Linked DNA regions of Homo sapiens: region 1 is linked to region 2. A link is a contact called in ENCODE Hi-C or POLR2A ChIA-PET data. All regions are on one chromosome and are shown on one strand. Each heading gives the region's core, a stretch centred on a gene start or an enhancer-like site at or near the end of the contact. The rest is flanking DNA. Distances are from core to core; before and after follow the strand shown. Region 1 overlaps EHD4 (EH domain containing 4). Region 2 holds the start of ZNF106 (zinc finger protein 106).

Region 1 (6,056 bases), core at 1,299-3,798, 560 kb before region 2:
GTCTTCTGAAAATGTCATTGTGGCAGAGAGCAAAATGATAGCTATAAATCAACAACTGCAGCAAATATTTACTTAGCTCTTACTACATTCCTGCACTGCCCTGTGAGCTCCATATCACTACAATCTTGTAATCCTTGCAACAATCCCATGAAGTAGGTACTTTTATTACCCCCATTTTACAGGGGAGGAAAAAAGACTCAGAGAGGTTAAGTATCCGACCCAAGGCACACAGCTGTTTCTCAGGGGAGCCCGGATTCAAACCCAGGGACTCGGATCCTAGAGCCTGTGCTTTCACCCGCTGCGCTGCACCATATGTGTACCAGGATGGTAGAATCAGAGGTGAGTGTACTTTATTTTCTCCTTTTTGATTTGTGGTTTCCTAAGTGTTCTACAATGAATATATATTATTTTTATATCAAGAAAACAAATATGCATATTGTAAAAATTATTGGCCCACTTGCATTATTATTGAGGAGGTTGTTCTTTTTCTTCTACAATGGTGCTTCTGGTGAAGGTCTGGATTCCAGCATTTCCCTGCCAGAGGCTATGGTGGGTGTGCCGAGCACCACCCTGAGGGGGAAGCAGTATCTCAGCAACTACACCCCCGAGGAAGAGGCAGTCCCCAATCAGCGGGAGCAATGGGACCTGCTGATGACAAAATAAGCCACAGAATGAATGGCTCTGCTCCACTGGCCTTCTCTCCTCCCTGCCCCCTTTTCCCCAGCTGACCAGATGCAGGGCAGTGGCAGGGAGGGGCTGATACCAAACCCGGTCTGGGAGACTGCCCGGAGGGAACACAGGTTCCCAAGCTCCTTTTGGAGAGGCTGGATGTGAGTTCACCTCGAACCTTTCAGCTGGTAATGGCCACCTCTTGGAGAATGTAACTGGTTACCAGAAAACCCCAGAGGTTGTCTCCCAGTACCTAGCCTAAAGTGGGTGTGGCCACAGAACCTACCAAAATTTAAATAAAAGCAAGAACTAGGCGTGTCCAGGGATGGCGTTGTGCTGTTTATCCGCTCTCTGCTCTTCCCACTCCTCCTTCCTTTGGGATTTTGTCCAAGACTCTGTAAATTAATTTTTCTGTGCCTGTTTCCTCATAAAATAAACAAGCTAACCTCACAGCCTGTCCCTCCTTCCTCTGGGGGATATGTGACAATAACAGATGGGTGAGCCACATGTCCCTGAAGGCCCCTCCAGGGCAAGGGCGGGAGAGCCCCACATCACAGGTTCGTGCCACGCCACAGACATGGGAACAGAGGAAGGTTCCACGCCAGTACTCGGCCCACTGAACGCTGCTGCTTCTGGGCATGTGACCAAGTGAAAGGGAAAATTGGGTTTCGCATCTCACTTTCCATCTCAGATTAAATACCAGATGAAGAAGCAGGCCCATTTAAAGAAGGCTGAGCCCTGGAGAAAGACAGCAACATGGTATTATCAGTCATTTTAGGCTCTTTGCTGGAGAGGGAAGTTGGTAAAAAAACCTACCAAGAAAATCCTGTAAGTCCTGGAGCCTGGCTTAACAATTTCATTCTGCTGGGCCTCAGTTTCTATACCTGTGAGTCAGATGATCAAAAAGGATTCTTTCTAGATCTTAAATTTTAGCTATATAGGGTGGTTCCAAACAGTAAGCTTCTTTGAAATAAAAAGCCAGATTCCCAGGAAAATCGATTTAGCTCAGCGTCTGTATAGTACAGACACGAACTAGTTACAGTGCCAGCCTAAGATGACCCTTCAGATGGCTACAGTAGACCCTTCAGATGGCTACAGGAATACTGAATGAACAACTCTAAATGACACAATTATCAAACAGTAAGTTTCATTTTATTACATCCCTTCTACTGGATTCATGTGCTATATAGCATTTGGGCCAATTTGAAGGTCCTTGAATGTTTCTATAGGTGTAATTAGTTGCCCCAAAGTTTAACTTATTGTCATCCAATTCCAAACAACTCTATACTGAAAGAAACTATCTGAGGAAGGGTTGTGGAATGTATGACTTCCAAGGATGCTTAAGAAGTCACCCCATCTAACCTTCTGATATTATTATATATTAGGATGAACAGATCCAGGAATCCCGTGTCACGCACATGGAAATTGTCCATTCCTCATTTTTCAAGTGGGCTTTGTGTATAAGTCAGGCTAGAAAGTCTCATACAATATGTCTATAAATCAGACGGAGTTGGCGTGGCAAACATTACTTGCACTGAATTTTCTTGAGGCAAAATGCCAACAGACTCCACCCAAATGTGATGAGGTCAAACATTTATAAGCAAGGCTTTGACCGTGACAATGCATCTTGTCATTCTGTGGTTCAGAAGGGCAAAGGTAATGTTTCTTCAGGCTACAGTTTTCTAAAGAGAAATGTTAAACCAACGGGATGACAACTGGGGTCATAAAGGGCTAGAAAGCAACTTCTGACCTGAAGACCCCACCCCTCGCCCTGCCCTGTTCCTCTTTTCAAACATCTTGGCATTGCACAAGTGTCCTGCATGCCTGTGGACAACAGCTGGCACTGCAGACCAGCTCTAGCAATTAAGTTATCAGCTAACCAGCTCCTCAAGCCAAACTATTACTCAGAGACAGTTATTTCTGGGCTTATGTCACAGATGGAAAGAAAGACCCAGTCAGTGGGAACCATGGGAATCCACACGGGGCTCCTTATAAAAAAATGACTCACTGATTTTGCTAAAAGTAGCCCATGTAGTTACCAACAGTATTTCAAAACAGTCAAATACCTCCAGAAAAGGAAATACTTTAAAAAGGTATACATGAAAAGATGCTCAACCACACTAACCATGAGGAATGAAAATTAGAATCATAATGAGATGGTGGGCATGTAAACAGGCATGCCTTCTACAGTGGCATTTTTGGCACCAGCTAACATAATAAAAAGACCGCCGCTCCTTTTGATTCCAAAATTCCACCTCTAGGAATGCATCTTAGAGTTACATCTGCACATTTTTTGGATTAGTCTCTATTTCATTTATTTTTTTACATTGATAAAGAAAAATTGTATATATTTATCATGTCCAACATGTTGTTTTGAAATATGTATACACTGAGGCTGGGTGCAGTGGCTCATGCCTGCAATCCCACCACTTTGGGAGGCTGAGGCAGGTGAATCACTTGAGCCTAGGAGTTTGAGACCAGCCTGGGCAACAAGGTGAAACCCCATCTCTACAAAAAATGCAAAACATTAGCTGGGCATGGTGGTGCATGCCTACAGTCCCAGCTACTCAGGAGGCTGAGGTGGCAGGATCACTTGAACCCAGGAGGTCAAGGCTGCAGTGAGCTGTGATCGTGCCACTGCACTTCAGCCTGGGTGACGGAGCTTCGAGATCCTGTCTCAAAATAAAATAAAACATAAAATAAAGTAAAATTAAATTAAAATAAAACAAAATTAAATATGCATTCAATGTGAAATGGCTAAATTGACAGTGCAATTAGCATATGCATTACTTCACATACTTGTTTTGTTGTGGTAAGAACACTTAAAATCTACTCAGCAATTTCTTTTTTTTTTTTTTGAGACGGAGTCTAGCTCTGTCACCCAGGCTGGAATGCAGTGGCGCAATCTCAGCTCACTGCAACCTCCACCTCCCAGGTTCAAGTGATTCTCCTGCCTCAGCCTCCTGAGTAGCTGGGATTACAGGCGCACGCCACCACGCCTGGCTAATTTTTGTATTTTTAGTAGAGACAGGGTTTCACCATGTTGGTCAGGCTGGTCTCCAACTCCTGACCTCGTGATCCGCCCACCTCAGCCTCCCAAAGTGCTGGGATTACAGGTGTGAGCCGCCGCGCCCAGCCAGCAATTTCTTTTTTTTTTTAAGCTCCTCCCTTTTCAGCAATTTTCAAGATATATTTGCACGTTATCGTGCCAACTGTATACACTTGCACCGTACATGCTAAACTGTGTAAATCCACTGTGGCACTGTTTGTAACGGCAAAAGATTAGGAACAGCCTGAATGTCACCCACCAAAAGGATGGCACCTATTAATTCTGGTCTATCTATATGATGGACTGCGGGAGGCAGCTCCGAAGTACAGACATGGACAAGCTCCAAGATTTACTATAAGTGGGAAAATCAAGACACAGGGCAGTGGAGCGAATCCCGCCAGGGCTCCACGTGAGTGGGCGGGTGAGCTGGGAGAAGCCCCAGGGTCTGCAGGCAGGGTCTGCTCTGGGAGAGGAACTGGGGGATATGGGTGGTACAGACATTCTTCACTATCTTTTTGTAGCCTTTTGTCCCAAGCACATACACACCTACCCACCGCAGGGTGCTTCAGAAAGGTGAAACGCTGCATACATGGTCTGATTTGTGCTTTGCATCTCGATTTGGATTCCAACAGGAGGCAATTTTGAGAAAGAGACTAAGATTACAGGTGAATGGAGGTTTCTTGAGGAAACTGCATCAGGGCATGTGTGAGAAATATCCCTAGATACAAGAAAGAGGATTATGGCAAAAAGAATTGGAGGAGTGCCAGAAGCCGGGCCCCTCAGCCACACCCGGGAACACTGCTCCCGGGTCATTCTCTTCAGCAGGTTTCCCACCTCCAGCCCTTGTCTGCACTCTCGTGGCTTTCCATAGCTCTACGGTCAGGCCCAAATACTTCACGCACCCTCACCGCCCCTGCTTTGGATCTCTGGAAGAGCAAGGCCCTTGTCTGAGTCCCAGGACTCGGCCATCCTCTGCCCTCCCCTGGGAAATGCTGAGCGCTTGGCCGAGAGGGCCCTCTGAGCTGGGTCCGTCTATTCTGGGACCACCCCAGTTCTATAAAATGAATCATGACCGCCCCTATCACCAGTTATTAATCATGATCCATGTTAAATGGTTTACACATGTTATCTTCAAAACAACCCTGGGAAGGAAAATTCCCTCACTTTATAAAAGCGGAAAGAGGCTCACAGGGCCCCATGCTGGGATTCAAGCTCAGGTCAGCCTCCTCCAGGGCCCACAGGAGTGTGCCTGCATCTCCCCACCTCCCTCTGTCTTTCTAAGGAAAATACAGATGCTCCCTGAAAGCCTTGTTATTTTCAGCGTTTCCCCAACCACAGGCTTGTTTGGATGGTCGAGATGCCTGCCTGCCTGCCGGGCACAGGTACATGAAACCTGAATTCAAGCCACACGTGTATCCTGGGGAGGACCTTTTGCTGTTTCCCTCTCACTCTGAGCTTCATAGATAACAGGAACGGCTGATATCTATGGAGCACTTAGGTATGAACACAGATCATTCAGATTCTCGTAAGATCCCACTGTACGAGAGAAAGTACCTTCCCCTGTTTTAGAGCAGGGGAAAATGAAGCTCAAAGAGGTGAAGTAACTCGCCCAGGTTGCCCAGCTGGCAAGGGAAAGAGCCAGGGACAGGGAGAAACGTGCCCGGCCAGTGTTTCTCGGCATGGATTGCCACTGCCTCTCTTCCACCTAGAATCCTGCATTTATAATCTTTCCCTCCCACCTTCTAGGCTGGGGGTTCCCCACTGGTGCACAGTGATTAGGAGGGAGAGAAGCTTTACCACCTCTAGCAACAGGGATTGAGGCTGTGTAACAGGAATGTCCCCATAAAACCAGGGAAGGTTATTAAACGTTTCAAAGTGTACCTGAAAACTTAAAAAAATTCCTTCTTTATTTTCATTAGGGGTTCCTAAAAATCCTAGCTTCCGAAGTAGGCTAGGCGGGGGTGCTCCTGCAAGCAGTGAGACACAGACAGAGGACCCAGCATCAGGCCTCACGCCCTCCCTGTCAGACGCCCATGAGGCCGACAGGGTCACTTGGTGACTCCTGCGGGACAGTCACCTCTGCTTCCTTCCAAAGCCCTGCCCTGGAAGGAGGCTGGTTAGTCACAGAGCCTGCCCCACCCCATCGTCTCTCTCACTCAAGTTCTCCCCTCCGTTCTCTGAGAGGGCAGCCTTCACCCTCGGGCATACAGAGATGCAGGACAAAGCCCAGGTTGGTTTCGGTAGGTTCTCCAAGTTTGCCAGCCCCTTCTTTCACTTGTTTTGGGGATGGCAGGGTATGTAGGAGGGACAGGCTCAGGCTCAGGAGTGGTGGCTCAGC
Region 2 (6,020 bases), core at 1,225-3,724:
GCATCTTCCATTCCTCTCAACTCTTGTAGAGCAGCCTTCAGACTACACGTGCACTAATCTAGATGTACAATAATCACTATTCATAGTCTTTCCTTTTTAAATATCTTCCTTTTAATCAAAACAATTGAGGCCGGGCACTGTGGCTCACACCTGTAATCCCAGCAATTTGGGAGGCTGAGGTGGGTGGATCACCTAAGGTCAGGAGTTCAAGACCAGCCCAGCCAACATGGTGAAACCCCGTCTCTATTAAAAATACAAAACGTTAGCCAGGCATGGTGGTGGGCACCTGTAATCCCAGCTACTCGGGAGGCTGAGGCAGGAGAATCACCTGAACCCAAGAAGCGGAGGTTGCAGTGAGCTGGGATTGCGCCACTGCACTCCAGCCTGGGCGACAAAGCAAGGCTCTCTCTAAAAAAAAAAAAAAACAACACACACACACACACACACACACAATAGGTTCTGAACTAGCCTGATCAGATTCGTTCACACCCTCTACCTCCTGCCAGGCCATTTTTTATTATTTTTTAATTTTTTTTTTTTGAGATGGAGTTTCGTTTTTGGAGTACAATGGCACAATCCTGGCTCACTGCAACCTCCGCCTCCCAGGTTCAAGCGATTCTCCTGCCTCAGCCTCCCAAGTAGCTGGAATTACAGGCATGTGCCATCATGCCCAGCTAATTTTGTATTTCTAGTAGAGACGGTGTTTCTCCATGTCGGTCAGCCTGGTCTCAAACTCCTGACCTCAGGTGATCCGCCCGCCTCGGCCTCCCAGAGTGCTGGGATTACAGGCGTGAGCCATCGCGCCTGGCCCCTTCCAGGCCATTTTAAAGTTCTCCTCGAAAACCATCTAGTATTTCTAATTAAAGGGCTCCTACTATCTTCTAGACTCAAGAGTTAACTCTAGGCATGGCGCGGTATTGGCAAATGTGTAGTAGATACTAAATAAATTCTAGTTGCATCTGAAAATTGTCTTTCATTATTTCATTCACGACCAAACTTGAGAACGGGGCTTAAAGCAAATTTTAAGATTTCCCATGCTATTTACAACAGTACTAAGCTCTTAATAAGCACTCAAAAGTTATCTGTGGGCCGGGCGTGGTGGCTCAAGCCTGTAATCCCAGCACTTTCAGAGGCCAAGGTGGGTGGATCACCTAAGGTCAGGAGTTGGAGACTAGCCTGGCCAACATGGTGAGACCTCGTCTCTACTAAAAATACAAAAATTAGCCGGGCGTGGTGGTGGTGCACGCCTGCAATCCCAGCTACTCGGGAGGCTGAGGCAGGAGAATCTCTTGAAACTGGAAGGCGGAGGTTGCAGTGAGCCAAGATCCCGCCACTGCACTCCAGCCTGGGCGAAAGAGCGAAACTCCGTCCTAAAAAAAATAATAATAATAAAAATAAATAAAAATACAAAAAATTAGCCAGGTATGGTGGTGGGTGCCTGTAATCCCAGCTACTGGGTAGGCTGAGGCAGGAGAATTGCTTGAATCCAGGAGGCGGAGGTTGCAGTGAGCTAAGATCGCGCCACTGCACCCCAGCCTGGCAACAAGAGCGAAACTTTGTCTCAAAAAAAAAAAAAGAAGTTATTTGTGCTTTGAATAAACTGGATATAAACCATTATGGTGGATACAGCACTTATTTGCTAGGTAAGAGAACTTCGCTTACCTAGGATGACAGTCTCAAGTTGCTAAAAGCCACGGATATCTCAAACTTCTCAATAAGATGCCTTAATCTTACTCTCAAAGATGATTACACAACAAATTGAAAGGGGAAGAGGATGTAAAGCATTTCCTCTCCACAATTATACACCGAGATTCGGACTAAATATTAAACGGACACAGTAAGCTGTTGTTACTATTTGTTATTAGTTGTTATTATCAAGACGCATCCCACAAGGAGAGAAACGAAAGGAGGAAAAAGAACGGAGGTTGTCAGTCGCGAGAGGTTGAAATGTGTCCCTGGCCTGAGACCTACGGGCTTTAAGGACCAGGGTCTTTGGACTCCCTGCCCAACTGGGGACGAAGGAGGTCAGTGGCTTCCCCTAAAGGTCAAGGCTTTGGAGCCACGTTTCCTTCTGGGGCTGGGAGCAGAGCTGGAACGCCCCCGCGAAAATCCGTACCCCGAAGCCAGCAGCACCGCCTGCCCATAAACCCGCGCCGGCTCTGGGAGAGTGGACCACCAGGTTGCCCCTGAGCCGCAGCCTGCAGGAGTAGAAACCCGGTGGTGTCTTGCAGCCCCACAACCTCCCTAAGGGGCAGACGACCAGGACCCTTGGGCTCCGATACGCTCAACGCAGGCCGGCCCGTCGATACTCACATTCACAGCCAACCCCTCTTACTCCATCAGGCCGCCGAGAGCCAGGCGAGGGAGCTCCCTGACGCCTCAGACGCCCCCTTCAGTTTTGGGTCCGGGAGCCTGCTCCGGACCCGCTCCCCGCCGGGCCCCGCCACAGCCGCCGCCAACGCGCAGGCGCACACCGAAGCCGTCACGCTCGCTTTTTTTTCCTTTGCCGTCCGCAGTTCTCAATAATCTAGCTTTATTTGAACACAAGAGAGTGAACAACGGACACACAGGAAGAGGTTTTTCTCAAAAAGAATGGAGGAAGAACAAAGGCAGGCCCGCTTGCGGGAGAGTCAGTACGCAGCGTTGGACGCTATGAACAGCCTCCCTGGTCCCTTTTTCATTCTCCTTGTTTCTCCTTGTTCTTTCCCGGCCTCCCTGTAGCTCCTACTCTCTTCCTTGGTGTCCCGCCATTTCCTTTAGTCAGTGGCAACTGTTCGGGCTACATTTTGAAAACACTCCTTCCTTGTAAAACTTTCTGAAGTTGAATGGAAGGTGCAAGAGCTTTAGAACAGCCAGACCTGAGTTTCAGATCTTGGACTAGCTACGAATAATTTGTGACTTTGGGTAAATTACAATTCTTCTTGGAACCTCAGGTTCTTGAGTTAAAATTAGGATAATGTTATCTCACAGGGTGTTGCTAGGATTAAATAACATAGGTCAAGTGTTTATCTATGAATGCTGCCTATCACAGAGCAGACATTCCATAATACTGACTTTATTCTTACTCATGCCTAAGGTATTTATAATATTTTTTAAGTAGAGACGGGGTTTCACCATGTTGCCCAGGCTGGTCTCAAACTCCTCGGCTCAAGTGATCTGCCTGCCTTGGCCTTCCAAAGTTCTGGGATTGCAGGTGTCAGCCACCGCGCCCAGCCTACATTTATTATTTATTTATTTAGTTAGTTAGTTAGTTAGTTATTTTGAGATGGAGTCTTGCTCTGTCGTTCAGGCTGTAGTGCAGAACCGCTCTCTTGGTTCACTGCAACCTCCACCTTCCGGGTTCAAGCGATAATCCTGCCTCAGCCTCCCAAGTAGCTGGAATTACAGACGTGCACTACCACGCCCAACTAATTTTTGTATTTTTAGTAGAGATGGGGTTTCGCCATATTGGCCAGGCAGGTCTCAAACTCCTGACTTCAAATGATCCGCCCACCTCGGCTTCCCTAAGTGCTGGTATTACAGGTGTGAGCCACCGCGCCCGGCCGCCTATATTTATTATTAAACTTAGCCCATACCCATTCCCTCAGAAACCTAATTTTAGTGACTAAGACTATCAGATAAATGAAATGACATTCAGGTTGATAATTATGTGGAGTGTCCCTCCTATATTATTGAGATTATAACATCTCTGTTTAACAAGACCTTCAACGTCTCAAATAAAAGTAAGCAGCGGTGGGGCACAGTGGCTCACGCCTGTAATCCCAGCACTTTGGGAGGACGAGGTGGGCAGATCATGAGGTCCAGAGATCGAGACCATCCTGGCCAACATGGTGAAACCCCTTCTCTACTAAAAACACAAAAATTAGCTGGGCGTGGTGGTGCGTGCCTGTAGTCCCAGCTACTCGGAAGGCTGAGGAAGGAGAATCGCTTGAACCCGGGAGTCGGAGGTTGCAGTGAGCCGAGACCTCGCCCCTGCACTCCAGCCTAGCGACAGAGCGAGACTGCGTCTCAAAAAAAAAAAAAAAAAAAAAAAGAGAGAGAAAAAAGAAAGGAAGCGGCTATATTAACCTCTTCTATGTAAATCCAGATTTGTTCTAGAGGTTTAGGAAACTTCCAATTCCGTGTTTGTGACATCACAAGTCCTTGAAACACTCAAGGGTTGTGGTACGCTGCTCATTCTATTCTCCTTCAAAGGCATGCAATGGAGGAACTATTTTACCCTATAAACTCTGGGCCATCATTCAGGGAAAAGCCTGTAGAAGACCACAGTCAGATATTGGTGAGTGCCAAGGTAACGCTAGATTATGGTTTCTCAACTTTGGGATTACTGACATTTTGGAACATATACTTTTTTGTCAGGGGTATCCTGTGCATTATAAGATGTTTAGCAGCAGACTGGGAGCAGTGGCTCACACATGTAATCCTATAACTTTGGGAGGTCAAGGGAGGCAGATCGCTTGAGTCCAGGAGTTTGAGACCAGCCTGGGTGACATGGTGAAACCGTGTCTCTACAAAAAATGCAGAAATTAGCCGGCAGTGGTGGTGCACACCTGTAGTCCCAGCTACTCAGGAGGCTGAGGTGGGAGGATTTGAGCTGCAAAGGTAGAGGTTGCAGTGAGCTGACATCACACCATTGCACTCCAGCCTGAGCAACAGAGCAAGACCTTCTCTCTCTCTCTCTCTCTCTCTATATATATATACATATATGTGTGTGCGTGTGTGTGTATGTATGTTTAGCAGCACTGTTGGACACGATGCTAGTAGTACCCACCCCCGTTTCCCTGTCATCACAATAAAGCATCTCCAGACATTGCCAAATATCCCCCGGAGGACAAAATCGTCCCTGGTTGAGAACCACGGAATTATATCAATGACCATCACAACCCTAAATGAACTAATGAACTCAACCATACATTTTCTCCACCTCTGCCCTCAACAAGTGACTGCTGCTTGAGAAATTTACACAGGAGGGCAGAAAATGGTGAGTTCATTTTTGCCCATATTAAAAAGGCCCTCAATATTGCTTACCAGTCCTACAACATTCTTCTGTCAACTTGTTGTATTACTTTCTACAATATTCCAAATCTTCTCAGCTTTCCTTTAAACTCCCAATACCACCTCCTTTTCTATCAGAAGATGACCCCATCTTCAACTTCACAGAGAAAACAAGTCAGCAAATGAGAACTTTAACTTCCTGTTACTAAACATACAGAAACATACTTCCTCTCATAATTGGGGAAATATCTCCTCTCTCTCTCTTTCTCCCTCCCTGCCCTCTTCCAAAACCATTATTCTTACCAGTGTTTCGAACTGCCTCTAAACTGCCTCTATTCTTACCCTTTCAAGATCTTTGCCTACTGACTATCCCTTCTCTTCCTTTATTCAACCATTTTTTTCTCAGTTGAATCTTCCCTACCATGCTCAAGTTTCTCCTGTCTTAATTCTAACAAAAATCAAAAAAACAAAAACAAAAAATCTTGATCCTTCATCATTCTCCCTCCTTCCTCCCTGTCAAGGCCAAACTTTCCAAAAGCATTCTACAACTTGTCCCCATCTCTACATCTCCCCCACCTCCAAACTACTAAGTTGTTTTTTTCAACCCCAGCATTCCAACAAACAGCTTTCACTGAGATAATCAGTGACCTCTGTGTTATGAAATTAAAAAAAACATTTCTCAGGCTTCATCTTCCTTGATCCCTTAGGAATAGACTACTTACTCCTTGAAGCACTTTTTTTTTTTTTTTTTGAGATGGAGTCTGGCACTGTCGCCAGTGATAGACATTATGATAGTAATGTAGCTGGGATTACAGACACCCGCCACCACACCCAGCTATTTTTTCTTTCTTTTTTTTTTTTTTTTGTAGGGGGGACGGAATTTCACTCTCGTTGCCCAGCCTGGAGTGCAATGGCATGATCTTGGCCCACTGCAACCTCCGCCTCCCAGGTTCAAGCGATTCTCCTGCCTCAGCCTCCCGACTAGCTGGGATTACAGGCGCCTGCCACCATGCCCGGCTAATTTT

The links. Hi-C counts contacts between places; a loop is a spot of excess contacts on that map. ChIA-PET counts read pairs that join two places held with the same protein, here RNA polymerase II (POLR2A). Pooled maps may share reads with other maps.
Region 1: a loop to region 2 is called in a map of posterior vena cava, with 14 times the contacts of the local background. The contact joins the enhancer-like site here to the promoter of ZNF106 in region 2. A Hi-C loop is called at or near these places in 1 of 168 maps with a recorded cell type or tissue (posterior vena cava) and 8 of 50 pooled maps. POLR2A ChIA-PET finds 5 or more read pairs at or near these places in 1 of 52 experiments (OCI-LY7).

What each region holds. Positions count from the first base shown.
Region 1 is chr15:41,928,168-41,934,223 of GRCh38, forward strand. The region is part of intron 3 of EHD4 (EH domain containing 4); the gene reads right to left. EHD4-AS1 (EHD4 antisense RNA 1) reads left to right here. Exons shown (of 4, transcript NR_120332.1): 3 at 183-339; 4 at 515-1,119. Among named protein-coding and RNA genes, the nearest start is that of EHD4-AS1, 9.8 kb to the left of the region's middle. RefSeq lists enhancers at 747-1,250, 1,213-1,292, 1,313-1,442. Within about 2 kb of position 2,549, at least 23 of the 41 ENCODE cell types and tissues checked have a DNase peak (open chromatin) inside an H3K27ac peak, as active enhancers do.
Region 2 is chr15:42,488,667-42,494,686 of GRCh38, forward strand. It overlaps ZNF106 (zinc finger protein 106), which reads right to left and starts at 2,475. Exons shown (of 22, transcript NM_001366845.3): 1 at 2,314-2,475. It also overlaps a transcript of SNAP23 not described here. RefSeq lists enhancers at 1,948-2,137, 2,188-2,237, 2,538-2,647.